2 separate regions of the Homo sapiens genome follow, and region 2 is linked to region 1. Evidence: chromatin contacts called from ENCODE Hi-C or POLR2A ChIA-PET data. All regions are on one chromosome and are shown on one strand. The core of a region is the stretch at or near the end of the contact, and the rest is flanking DNA. Distances in the headings are between cores, read along the strand shown. Region 1 holds the start of SLC2A4RG (SLC2A4 regulator). Region 2 holds the start of UCKL1 (uridine-cytidine kinase 1 like 1).

What was found. A loop is a pair of places that touch in the nucleus more often than their neighbours do. ChIA-PET counts read pairs that join two places held with the same protein, here RNA polymerase II (POLR2A). Pooled maps may share reads with other maps.
Region 2: a map of ascending aorta shows a loop between it and region 1 (12-fold over the local background). The contact joins the promoter of UCKL1 here to the promoter of SLC2A4RG in region 1. A Hi-C loop is called at or near these places in 8 of 168 maps with a recorded cell type or tissue (CD4-positive, alpha-beta memory T cell, CD8-positive, alpha-beta T cell, ascending aorta and 4 more), 16 of 37 single-sample maps with no recorded cell type and 18 of 50 pooled maps. POLR2A ChIA-PET finds 5 or more read pairs at or near these places in 8 of 52 experiments (Caco-2, H1, HepG2 and 4 more).

What each region holds. Positions count from the first base shown.
Region 1 is chr20:63,738,322-63,744,005 of GRCh38, reverse strand. SLC2A4RG (SLC2A4 regulator) reads right to left here and starts at 4,230. Exons shown (of 8, transcript NM_020062.4): 1 at 3,968-4,230; 2 at 3,475-3,629; 3 at 2,527-2,636; 4 at 1,950-2,137; 5 at 1,776-1,876; 6 at 1,391-1,670; 7 at 1,216-1,307; 8 at 1-1,127. The coding sequence starts at 4,093. The coding sequence ends at 1,016. LIME1 (Lck interacting transmembrane adaptor 1) reads right to left here. Exons shown (of 6, transcript NM_017806.4): 5 at 5,507-5,684; 6 at 4,903-5,408. The coding sequence ends at 5,106. It overlaps ZBTB46 (zinc finger and BTB domain containing 46), which reads left to right. Exons shown (of 5, transcript NM_001369741.1): 5 at 1-336. ZBTB46-AS2 (ZBTB46 antisense RNA 2) reads right to left here and starts at 181. Exons shown (of 3, transcript NR_186425.1): 1 at 1-181. RefSeq lists silencers at 3,113-3,812, 3,823-3,972, 4,223-4,722 and an enhancer at 5,447-5,684.
Region 2 is chr20:63,953,523-63,959,209 of GRCh38, reverse strand. It overlaps UCKL1 (uridine-cytidine kinase 1 like 1), which reads left to right and starts at 2,794. Exons shown (of 15, transcript NM_017859.4): 1 at 2,794-2,950. The coding sequence starts at 2,838. It overlaps ZNF512B (zinc finger protein 512B), which reads left to right. Exons shown (of 17, transcript NM_020713.3): 17 at 1-2,506. It overlaps UCKL1-AS1 (UCKL1 antisense RNA 1), which reads right to left. Exons shown (of 1, transcript NR_027287.2): 1 at 2,225-5,687. RefSeq lists enhancers at 835-1,720, 1,721-2,608, 2,638-2,697 and silencers at 2,028-2,237, 2,828-3,197, 3,298-3,347, 3,398-3,707.

The DNA.
Region 1 (5,684 bases), core at 2,981-5,480:
CAACAAAAACAAAACACACAAAAAAAGGGCAGTGTTTGAAGATTGTTGATTTTTTTCTGGGGATAATCTATATTATATTGACTTCCTATTACTTATTATAAACCTGTGTTTGTATTGGAGATGTGTCTACTATTGGGGGAAGAGGTTCTCGTAATCGCTCGGTGGGAAATCATGGCTCTGCCGTCCTGCCTCTCTGTGGCCGTGGGTTCACGTGGCCTCTGCGGTGAGTCTCCAAGTTTCTGCCTAGGCGCCTGTGCGTTTCCTTTCTGTGACGGGATTAGCTTAGACATCCTTGCAAAGCGATCACTTTCAATAAATTGGGAAATTGCTGCTCCAGCAGATGCCTCCTGCGTCTCAGATGATCCTTCCTCCGGCCTCGCCTGGGGTGGCGGCGGCCGACGGGTGACCCTCGGCCCTCTGTGGGCAGCTGCCAGACTCCACCCACTTGCCCACCACAGGGTCCCAGCCCCACGGCCTTCCTCCCGAGAGGCAGACAAAGCTTCTGGAAAAACCTCAAATCTTTAATTTCTCTCTTCGCCTGGTGCAGCCCAGACGTGAGACACCTGAGCTTCAAAAACAAACATGGTAAAAACAGCCCCAGGGCCCGAGAGCCGTTGAGTTAAGTGCGAGTGGGGGAGTCCCCTCTCCAACACCCCTCAAAGTGCATCGGGACTGGCCCCCCAAAGCTGGGCCCATAACACCCTTGATAAATCTACGGGCCGACAGGCGGGAGGGTGGCTGCCCCCAGGGCCCTTGGGGCTAAGGGGACAGCGGTGTGGTTTGGCTTTAGTGCAAAAAGCTGGTTTCTTTAGAGGCACTTTGAGTGGTGGGACCCCTCCCCGACCTGGCGGGGGGGAGGGTTCAGGGTCAGCCCCGCCCCCCCACCCCAAGTAAAAGCAGACCCTGCAGCTGGTGAAAGCCAGCCCCTGGGGCTGTCCTCGGGCTGTTTCAGCCCCGGGCCTGGAGGGGGTGGGGAGGGAGAAGGTGGTAGCTTATGTTCTTGAACGAGCCGGACTTAGTCCAGGAACCGCTGGCAGGCTTTCTTCCAGCGGCAGGCTGTGCACCAGAGGTCCCGGCGCTCCATGCCATACACCTTCCGGCACTTCTTCGCGTCGCCGCGGGGCTTCCTGTGCGGGGGGTCACAGGACATGGGGTGCTGTGAGACCAGGACCCTCCCCACCTGGTGCCAGCCGCAGGCCCTCAGCCCACACGCACCTCAGGGTGACTCCGATCCTGGAGGACAAGGCGGGTGGGCAGGCTCCGACCTCCGTGGGCTGCGGCTCCAGGCGGGCGGGCGTCAGGCAGCCCTACAGGGAGACACAGCCAGGGCTTCACTCCCCTCCAGAGAGCCCTGAGACCCGCCCCAGCTGCCACCCGTGGCCTCACCCACCTGGTAGACACGGTCACTGTGACAGGACTGGGGGTTAGCAACGGTGCTCAGGACAGGGGGCGGGGGCAGGGGCGGGGCAGGCGGCCGCAGGGGACTAGGCAGGGCTGGGGGCTCCAGCAGCTCTGGCAGCTCCAGGCGGGGGAAGGCAGGCGGCATGGAGGCCGTGGGGGACACTGGAGTCAGGCTGGACAGCCCGTCGGTCAGCGTGTCCACACCAACATCCAGCTCTGTGTAGTAGAAGTCCTCCTCACCATCACTCTGCTCAGGCTCTGCCTGCCTCCTGCGGGAGACACAGCCAGCCAGTGGGAGCTGAAGGGGTGGCCTGGCCGGGCCTCACAACCCCAGCCAACCCGCAGGCCCCGCCGCACCCCAGGCCCCGCCGCACCCCAGGTGCACCAGGCGGATGTGTCTCTGCATCGCCGACGCCGTGCTCAGCACCTTCCCGCAGCTCTTCCACAGACACTGGAACATGACCTGGGCCGGGCTCTGCAGCAACAGGGGCCAGGGTCAGGCTCAGCCGCCACACCCGCCCCTCCCTGGGGGCCGCCCCCAAGCTCACCTTCCTTTTTCTCAGGGTGGGCTCCCCAAACAGAAAGTGGGCTGCCTCGGGGGGCAGTGGGGGTGACGGGGTGGACGGAGAGGACTGGTCACTGGCCAGGTCCCATCCCCAGTCTCCACTGTTGCTGCTGCTGCTGTAGCTGCCTGGGGGCCGCACCAGGGCCTCCTTCCAGGGCTCCAGGCCAGGCTCTGTGGGGACACGGGCCCCCCGCCTTAGAACTTCGGGTGGGTCCAGGGAGTCCCTAATCCTGAGCTGCCCCTGTTCACCAAGTCCGGTGAGACTGGTGGGCAGAGCGTCTTGGAGGAGCTGGCCCCAGGGCTTGGGGAGAAACCCCCCCGGCACAGGAAAGGGTTGGCAGACGTGTGTGGCCAGCCGCGTGGAGGTGAGCAGGTCAGGGAGGCCAGAAGGCCTGGGTCCTGCCGCTTTGGCCTCAGTAGGGGGCACTGAGGGTGCGGGAGTCCATTTTAGAAAGGAGTCCCAGGTTTGAGGGCTCTGCTTGCCCCACAGAGGCTGGGTGGCTGTAGGTTCTGAGCCCTGTCCCCACCCACACCCCTAAATGCAGACATCTGAGTCTTACCTGGGCTGAAGGCTGCAACCGGGGCCCCCAGAAGGAGAGGGCTGGTGGACAGGCTTGTAAGGGCAGCGGCAGCCATGACCTCGTCCAGCCGGGCTTTTCCTGGGGTGGCTCTGGAGGAGATGGGGGCGGGGTGCGGGTGACCCAGCCAGAGCTCTGGGCCCCTCCCCTGGTCGGTCCACGTGCAGGCCTGGGCACGCGTGCACACCAGGCTCCCCACTCCCAGCCCTGGGCATGAGGCCTGGCTCCTCCCCCAGCTCAGGTTGCAGAGAGAGCTGAAAGCCACCCGGAGCCGCCAGGAGCAGGGCCAGGGTCTCCTGAAGCCTGAGTTCTCCACATCGCGGGCTTGGCTCCACTGTGGTTCCTTCAGATACTGGGGCTGGGCAGGGGTCTGAAGCCCTGGCAGAGGGGCGGGCCAGGCCCAGGCCTCCCCCCATCACACATTAACCAGGGTTGTGCAACAGCAGCTGTGGGCCTCACGCCAGGCCTGGGAGGTGGGAGTGGCCAGCAGCCGGCAGCAGCCAGGGGGAGACTGGGCTGGAAGCACGGGCAGCTCCCCAGGCCCCAGCGAGCCAGGCCAGGGCCCGCCCCTGCCCTGGCAGCCAGACCGAGGTGTCCGGCCTGGCAGGGGTTGGGAGGTGGCGGTCAGGAGCCCCAGGGATTCCTGGACAGTCGCCCCATGCCGACCGCGCAGCCTCTTCTGCACAGAGACGCACAGCCACCCGCTCCGGGTTCTGAGCTCTAGCCCCGAGGAACTGCGGTGGAGGGAGGTGTAGGGACTCCCAGTCATCGATCATTTCTGCTCAGCTCCTCCAGGGCTGAAGAGCTTGGGGGTGGCTGGTAATTACAAACCTGGGGCCCTGACCTGGCCTCCGTCGGGGCCGGTGTCTCCGCACCCCACCCACCGCCCCTGCGCACACCGAGTCCCGAGGCACCGGGCCTCCCGCTCACCTCTGCGCTGGGACGGGGATGTGCGCCGACGGAGTCCGGGGCCCCGCCGCCGCCCCCGTCCACGTCCGGGGGGCCCCCAGGTCCGAGGCCCGCGGCTCCGACTCCTGCGGCCGCGCGAACTCCAAGCCCGCGAAGCCGCCGCCCACGGAAGAGCCCTGCGGATGGGGAGGGGGCAGACTCAGCGGAGGCGGTGGCCGGGGGAGGGGGGTCCCTCAACCTCCGCCGCGGATCCGCTCGGCGCCCGCCTCGAAAACCGGCTGCGGCCGGTGTGGACGGCGCGGCCCCGCCCCCGGCCCCGCCCCCAGCCCGGCGCGGCGGGAAGGGCTCCCCGGCCGCCCGGCGCAGCCCCGGCGGGACCCACGGACACGCGCGGACCGACGCGGCCGCCCTCCCCGCTGCCCCGCCCCCGGGGGCCCGAAGTTTGGGCAGCACTGACGCCATCTTTGCAGCGAGAGAAACTTGGTCGGCGCCCCCGCCCACCGGCGCCCGGTACCTGCGGCGGCGTGGGCACCGTCACGGGCGCGGCGCGCGGCCCCGGACCCTCCGCGCGCAGCCACGGCGCCTCGGCCCGCAGCGCACTGGGGTCCCGGCCGGCGGCGCGGGGCGGGGGGCGCTCCATGGCCGGCCGGCCGGGCGCCGAGGCTGCAGCGGCGAGGGCTGACTCTCAGGACGCGGCCCCGGGCCGGGCCGGGCTGGCCGGGCCGCCGACCCCCGCCCTGGATCCGGCCGCCGCCCGCGCCGCGCCGCCCGGAGGCTGCCCGGCCCGCCCCGCCCCGCCCCGTCTCGTCCCGCCCCGCCCCGCCCCGTCCCGTCCCGTCCCGGCGCGCGCATTGGCCGCGCGGCGTCCACACCGCAGGCGGGCGGGCCCGGCCGGCCGCGCTCCCGCCGGCCAGCGCTTCGAGGCCCCGCCCCGGGCCCGCCCCCTCCGGGTCGCTCCCGCGCTGGCCTAGGGAGGGAGGCCCGGCCCGGCACAGCTCCGAGGCCTCCGCCCACCTCGCGCGCCCGCGCGCCCCGCCGGGGAGGGCCCGTTCCCCACGGGCGCGCTCGCAGAGCTGCCAGAGCCGGGGAAGGGGCCGCGATTGCTTGGCGGGCTTCCCGGCAGCAGGTTACTCTTTAACGCTCGACTGCCCACCTCCACCACCCCTTATGTAACACCAGGCTGGGTGGCGGAGCCCTCCCGTGGAGTCCAGGGTCCAAGTCCCACCCGGGGGCGGCCACCCTGCCGGCTGCGCTGCCCCCTAGGAGTGGCTGGGACCCCGTGCCCGCACTGACCGAGAGTCTGGCCGGCAGGAGCACCGCCTCGGCTAGGCCCGGGCGCCCCGGGGGCAGCCAGTCCCCCAAGGCCAGAGGGGACAGCTCCAAGCCTTCCAGAGAAGCCCCCCGCCCCAACCCGCCCAGCTTTCAAGAAGAGCAGGCTGCGAGGCTGGCCGCTTTCATCCTGCGCTGGCGCTTTATTTAGACGCGGGCCTTCTCTGGAGCCCGGGGAGGCCGCGGCTGTCAGAGCGGCCAGGACCTCACGGACCTCACGGGCTGGCAGCCCGGGGACCTGGGACTGGCGCTGTCAGCTGTGAGGCGGGGCGGGGCGGGGGACGGGCCTCACTCTGGAGGAAGGAGCACAGGTCCTTGAGTGTTCAGGGCAGGGAGGCAGGGAGGGGTCTCCAGCCCCTCCCTAGGCTGGGGCAGCTGGAAGCAGGGGGCGTCCCAGCCCCGCACGTGCTGCTCCTGCCAGCAGGGTCCCCCAGCTCCCGGATGCTCTCATACACGTTTTCCAGGGGGCCGCTGTCCACATCCAGGGCCCTGAGCGGGAGGGTCTGGTAGGCCAGGTCACCCGCCAGGGCCAGAATCGCTCCCTGGCCCTTGGGGTCCAGCGGGTCTGTGGTGGGTCCTGGGTCCCTCCTTTTAGGCTTGCAGACCCTGGAGTACAGGACGTCCACCTGGAGACAGGAAGCCAACCCGAGGAGGGGTCAGCACCATCCAACCTGCTGAGGATCTGCCGGCCCCACCCACAGCGCCCTACCCTGGCCCACGTTACCTGAGCGGCCGGGGTCACCTCAGTCTTCCCCTGCTGTGGCTCTTGGGGACTGCGATGGGTCCCTTTGCGCTTCTGGACGCGGGCATACTCGGCCACCACAGGGCTGGCCGCCAGGCTGACCCCGGGAAGGGCCGCCAGCCCCACGTTGGAATAGGTGGCCTCGAGGCCAGCGCACCCT
Region 2 (5,687 bases), core at 1,545-4,044, 220 kb before region 1:
CCCAGGCCTGTCTGTAATTCTCCCAGCTTGGGGCAAGGGAGGGGTTTTGCTTCTTGTACCTACAGGGCAGCAGAAGCTTGATGCCCTTCAACACAGCTGCCAGCCCTGGGGGTGTGGGGCCCCTGGAGTGTGCTCTCCTCCAGTGTTCAGCCTTCTGGCACTGCAGGCCTAGGTTGGAGCAGCCTCGTGGAGTAGGGACGGACTAGTTCGGGCCCTGGGGTCTTGCTGGGGCCCATAGGCATGTGGGGCAGGAAGCTGGGCAGAGCTGGCCTGGCTCTGAGTGGCCACTGGGGGAAAGGCAGCCTTCTGTCTGCCAATCTGGGTAGGCCCAGTGGCCAAGCTCTCATGGGAGCCCCCTCCCCACTTTTTTTTTTAACCTGCCCCCATTGTTTCTGGTTGTGTGGTCATTTGATATGGGAACTGAAGGCCAGCCAGGGGAGGGGCTTGGCCAAAGTCACAGCAGGTTGATGGCAGCTCCAGAGCTGTCTTTGCCCCTTTGTGGCCCTGAGGACGGCTGGGTCTATAGGTAGGGCAGGGGTCAGGCAGGGAGTCCAGGGTGCCTGGAAGAGGTGGCCACAGCCTGTGGCTCCCTCCCTGGGGTCCTGCCTTCCAACCACGGCATTGCAGGGAGGATGAGGCTCAGAGGGGGTAGGTTTGGAGGGAGGCCATTTTCCAGGGTGGGTGGGAGTGGGCTGAGGGCTCGGCCCCACTGACCCTGGACGATGAGAATTTTGATGTTTGCCCGTGTGCGTGTGTCTCCTGGGTGTAGTGGATGCCAGTCTTGTTGCTGTGACAAGTAACAACCTTTTTTTTAAATTGTTTTTTATACAAACACTCGCAATCCGACATTTGGTGCTAAGGGTTTCCTGGTGCAGACGGTGGGCCTGGGGGCTGGGCTGGACCAGGGCGTGGGTCTCTGGGGTTGGGGTCCCTTGCTGCTCAGGGAGGCAGTACTGACTGGGCACTGCCTCTGCCCCCAGCACCCACCCTCCCCCATTCCCCAGGGAGAAGGGGCCCCACTGGGCTTGGCCTGCAGTAGTAGGGAGACAAGTTCCAGGAGCACTTTGGGGACTGGGGTTGCAGAACACTTCCTGTCTCTGGCTTCATCCTTGGGCCAGAAGGCTCCAACCCTCAGCAGCCCTTGCCAGATGTGCCAGGGAGTGGGTGTGGAGACCCGGACTCCCCCCACCCACGCACACCTCGGCCTGATGAGAGGATGGAGGCTGGGGCAGAGATGGGCGTGACCCAGCGTCAGAGGGTCGGGGGAGGCATTCCTTCCTGTGTCCCAGAGCTTCACTGGTGGAGCTGGAGGAGCCGGAGGTGGAGGGTGGGGTCTGGCAGCTGCTGCTGGGGCAGCCTCATGAGGGGAGGGGAGGGGAGGGGAGGGGAGCAGGCACTGGGCGGGGGCCTAGGTGCACTTTGTCCTTGCCACCAATGGCGGGAGGAGGGTGGACCTGAACACCTGCAGGGTGTGGTGCCTGCCCCAGCCTCTCAGGTACTTGGCCCTTGGGGAGAAGAGAAGAGGGTCTGGTTTTTGCTGGGGGTGAGTTTCCGGGACACTCCCAAAGCCCACAGATAATCCCTGGTGTGGGAAGAGGAGTCCTGGATACCTTGATGTTTAGCACTTTAACCCCCTTTGTCTTTAAGGTAGGCGTGGGGGCTACTGCCAGAAGTGGCTGTTGGGTCTGACCCCCTCCTTTCTGCCCTCCCTCTGCCACATGCTGGTCCGCAGAGCCCTCCTCCCAAGGGGTGGGGCCCTGGGTGGAGCTCAGCAGGGTCTGCCCACTCCCTACGCTGGCCCACATAGGCCTCCAGGAGCCCTCAGTGAGAGGGACCAGCATAGCTGACCCCCAGAGTGTGGTGGGCGCCGGCCCTGCCCGAGGCCCAGTCGGGGCCCTTTCTGCAGATCTACCTCTGGCTCAGCGCACGCCCCCTGCCCTGAGAACAGGAAAGGGCCCGGAAGGGCTGACTCACCGGGCCGACGCTCACACGAAAATGGGATGCACTTTATTTGCTGGTGCAAAGGCAGGTGAGGGTGCCTCCTGTGTGACCGTTGGCCCTCCTGCCTGGTGGCGCTGAAGGGAAGGAGCCAGTGAGCCTGACCCCGGGAGGGGCCGTCCCCGTGTGCCGCGTTTGGCGGGGCCCCAGGCGGCTCCCCCAGGCCCGGGTCTGGGGCCCCAGGCTTTCCCCTGCCTCGCGGCCGGGCGTCCCGTGCTTTGGGTTTCTTGGTTTGGGTTTTTTAATGCCAGTTCTCAGTACATAAGTGCATTTTGAAAGAGGTTCCAGCTATCACTTGTAACCATATATATATACATATATATTCTATCTACAAAGTGTTTATTTGCGAGATGTTTCAACGGTGAGTTCGGGCCCCGCCCGCCTTGTGACCATCTGTCCCCGGTCCTCGTCCCCGCCCCGCGCCCTGGTCCCGAGTGGCGTGGGGACGGGCCATCACTGTATGTATTAAAATGACTGTATCAAATAAATGTTTATTGATTTTTTTCCAGGGTTTTTGTGCGGCTCAGTTTGTGGTGAAAAACAGGGGGCGGGGCCCTCCAGGCACGTGGCGGAGGCTGCCGAACTACGGGTCCCCCATGCCCGCCGCGCGGCCTTGTGGGGCTTGTAGTCCGCGACGCGCGGCCTTGTGGGGCTTGTAGTCCGCGACGCGCGGCCTTGTGGGGCTTGTAGTCCGCGACGCGCGGCCTTGTGGGGCTTGTAGTCCGCGACGCGCGGCCTTGTGGGGCTTGTAGTCCGCGGTGGGCAAGAGAGGGACCCGCCAGCTCCCGGCGGCCCATGCGCGCCGCCCGGCCAGGCCCGCAAAGAGGCCTCCGAGCGCCATGGCTGCGCCCCCGGCCCGCGCGGACGCTGATCCTTCGCCCACGTCGCCACCTACGGCCCGAGACACACCAGGCCGGCAGGCTGAGAAAAGCGAGACCGCGTGCGAGGACCGGTAGGCGTGGGCCTCGCCTCCACTCCACTGGCGAGCGGGAAGGGGCTGCAGATCCGGCCGAGCTGGGCGGGTGGTCCGTCCCCGCCGCGAGCCCAAGTCCCCCACTCCCGGAGGCCAGGCGGCGGCGCCCCGTTCTCCCACGTGCCGGGTGGAACCCCGCGGGCTTGAAGCGGCCGGGAGGACGGACCTGGCCCAAGCCGGCAGGCTCCTCGGGGCTCGGGGAAGGAGTCCGGGTGCGCACCCCCAGCGTTGACCTTGGTCTCTGCCCCCGGTGGGTGGGGCCCTCGGCCTCGAGCGCCCGGCGGGCTGTGTGCCTGCTCGACTGTGCGAGTTGGTCTATGTTGTCGGCTCGGGGTGTGGCCCTGCCCGACCCGCGAGGCCAGGGCTTAGGATTTGGAGGTGCTGCGGCGCACGGTGCCTTCGGATTGCCTCGCACGCGCGTGGCACCTTCGAGCCTCTGCGGGGGCTTTGCAAGAGCATGAAGTGGGGAAGTTGTGGGGGTGCAGCGGGAGGAACCCGCCCCCACCCCGGTTCGTCACCCCGAGTGGCCCCTCTGGGAGCCGGGCCCTGCGCGGCGCCTTTGGGGCCGTGGCCGTCAGGGGGCGGTGGCCACGCAGTGCCCGGGGCTGCAAGAGGGCGCTCTGGGCGCTGCCCCTCCCTTCCGGGTCTGAAGTGTCCCTTGGGGAGCCCGCGGGGTCCCCAGGAAGGGGTTGTTCCCACTCAGGCGCCTCTTGCCTGGGTTCAGGCTGTGACTCCTGTCAGAAACGCTGTGAGCCAGGACTCCCTCAGAGATGGGCTGCGCTGGATGCCGCAGGGGGAAGGGTGTCCCGGCACAGGGTCGCTCCTCTCCAGGAGCTGCTGAGCAGAAAGAGCTTTCCCCTGGCCCTGCGTCCCTTCAGGTCCACACCCTCCCAGTGGGCAGTGACTAGGAACTTTGCATGGCTGGAGTCTAATAGGGCCTGAGTCTGTTCCTCTGCTGGTTCCAAAGAGGCGTTGTTTTTTTGTTTTGAGATGGAGTCTCACTCTGTCGCCCAGGCTGGAGTGCAGTGGCTCGATCTCGGCTCACTGCAACCTCCCTTTCCCGAGCTCAGTTCAAGCAATTCTCCTGCCTCAGCCTCCCGAGTAGCTGGAATTACAGGTGTGCGCCACCACGCCCGGCTAATTTTTTTTTGTATTTTTAGTAGAGAGGTATTTTGTCAGGTTGTCCAGGCTGGTCTCCAACTCCTGACCTCAGGTGATCTGCCCGCCTCGGCCTCCGTGGGATTACAGGCGTGAGCCACCGCGCCCAGCCACCAAAGAGGTTTTGATTTAACCCGAGGTGGGGCAGGCCAACGCTAGATAAGCACTGAGAGCTCTTGAGAAAGGCACTCCTGGATGACACAGGTTGGTGGCAGCAGCCATCTGGGCCTGCCCTGTGCACAGACGGTGGGCTGGGCACGGTGGCCCTCGCTGTGTCCCACGAGGCAGAGACTGTTGTTATCTTTCTTTGGTGTGGTTACCAAGGGACAGGAGGGAAGCTCCAGGCAGTGAGGATAGATTGCAGCACCCTTCTCCAGGGGCCCCGGTCTGCCCTGGAACTGCCTCTTGTCTTAGGCACATTTCTTGCACTTTGTGTCCTGATGCTTGTGCCATCGAGGACTTCCTCTGCCCCAGCCTAGGGCTTTTCTCACTGTTCCCCGAGCGTGTCCCCAACGTTCCTGCGTCTGCCCCTCTTCAACCTCTGCTGCTGCCCTTAGTGTTCCAGAGCAGGCTCCAGCTTGGAGGTCTGTGCACGGGTGGAGGTCTGTCCCCAGGGCTGGGGTTCCTCCACCACCGTTCCAGTGCCTCCTGCCACATCCTCCCGGCAATCAGTCTGTCCATCTTGCCTGTTGTTTATTGTCTGCTTGCCACTCGTGACTCTGTCCTGGGCACCTGCCCCCAGAGCTGGCCCGTGCTGGTGCAGGAACAGGTCCTTTGTGGTGTTAGCAGTGACTCCTGGCTGCGGTTGAGATGGAGTCTGGGGCTGTGGAAGTGGGGAGCAGAGGGAGGCTGCCCATGATCTGTGCAGGGCAGGTCCTGCTGAGGGAAGGTTTCCTGAGTGGTGGGGTGGGCCAGGGCAAGCCCCCAACCCCCAGTGCTCATCCAGCCTGAGAAAGCAGCCCTAATGACTCTCCCTGAGTCAGTCCGGCACCAGTGGGGTCAGGCCTGCATTGGCTCCTGTGGGCTAGCTCCTCCCTGCTCCCTCCTCCCCCCAGCCTCATTTTAGTTATCCAGCAAACTTCCCTTAAACCTGACCTGTCAGGAGGTGCCGTGCTACAGGCACCCAGCAGGAAGGTCCGTGGGCGATGGTGACCCCAGGGGTGGTAGAACAGGCCTGAACCACAGCAAGGGAGTGCCCGAGCCTTCCTTTCTCCCTGTGTGCTCTCTCCCGTGGCTGTTTCCTCAGTGTCGGTTTCACATGCCCTGCGCTCCCTGCTGCTGGACGTTTGCTTCTGGTTTCCTTGGCATTGTGGATGGTTCGTGAGGGGCAGCCCTGCCTCCAGGTCTCCACACATGCCTGTGCTTATTTTTCTTCCTTTCTTTTTTTTTTGGAGATAGAGTCCTGGGCTGGAGTGCAATGGCACCATCTCGGCTCACTGCAACCTCCGCCTCCCGGGTTCAAGCAGTTCTCCTGCCTCAGCCTCCCGAGTAGCTGGGACTACAGGCGCCCGCCACCACGCCCAGCTAATTTTTTGTATTTTTAGTAGAGACGGGGTTT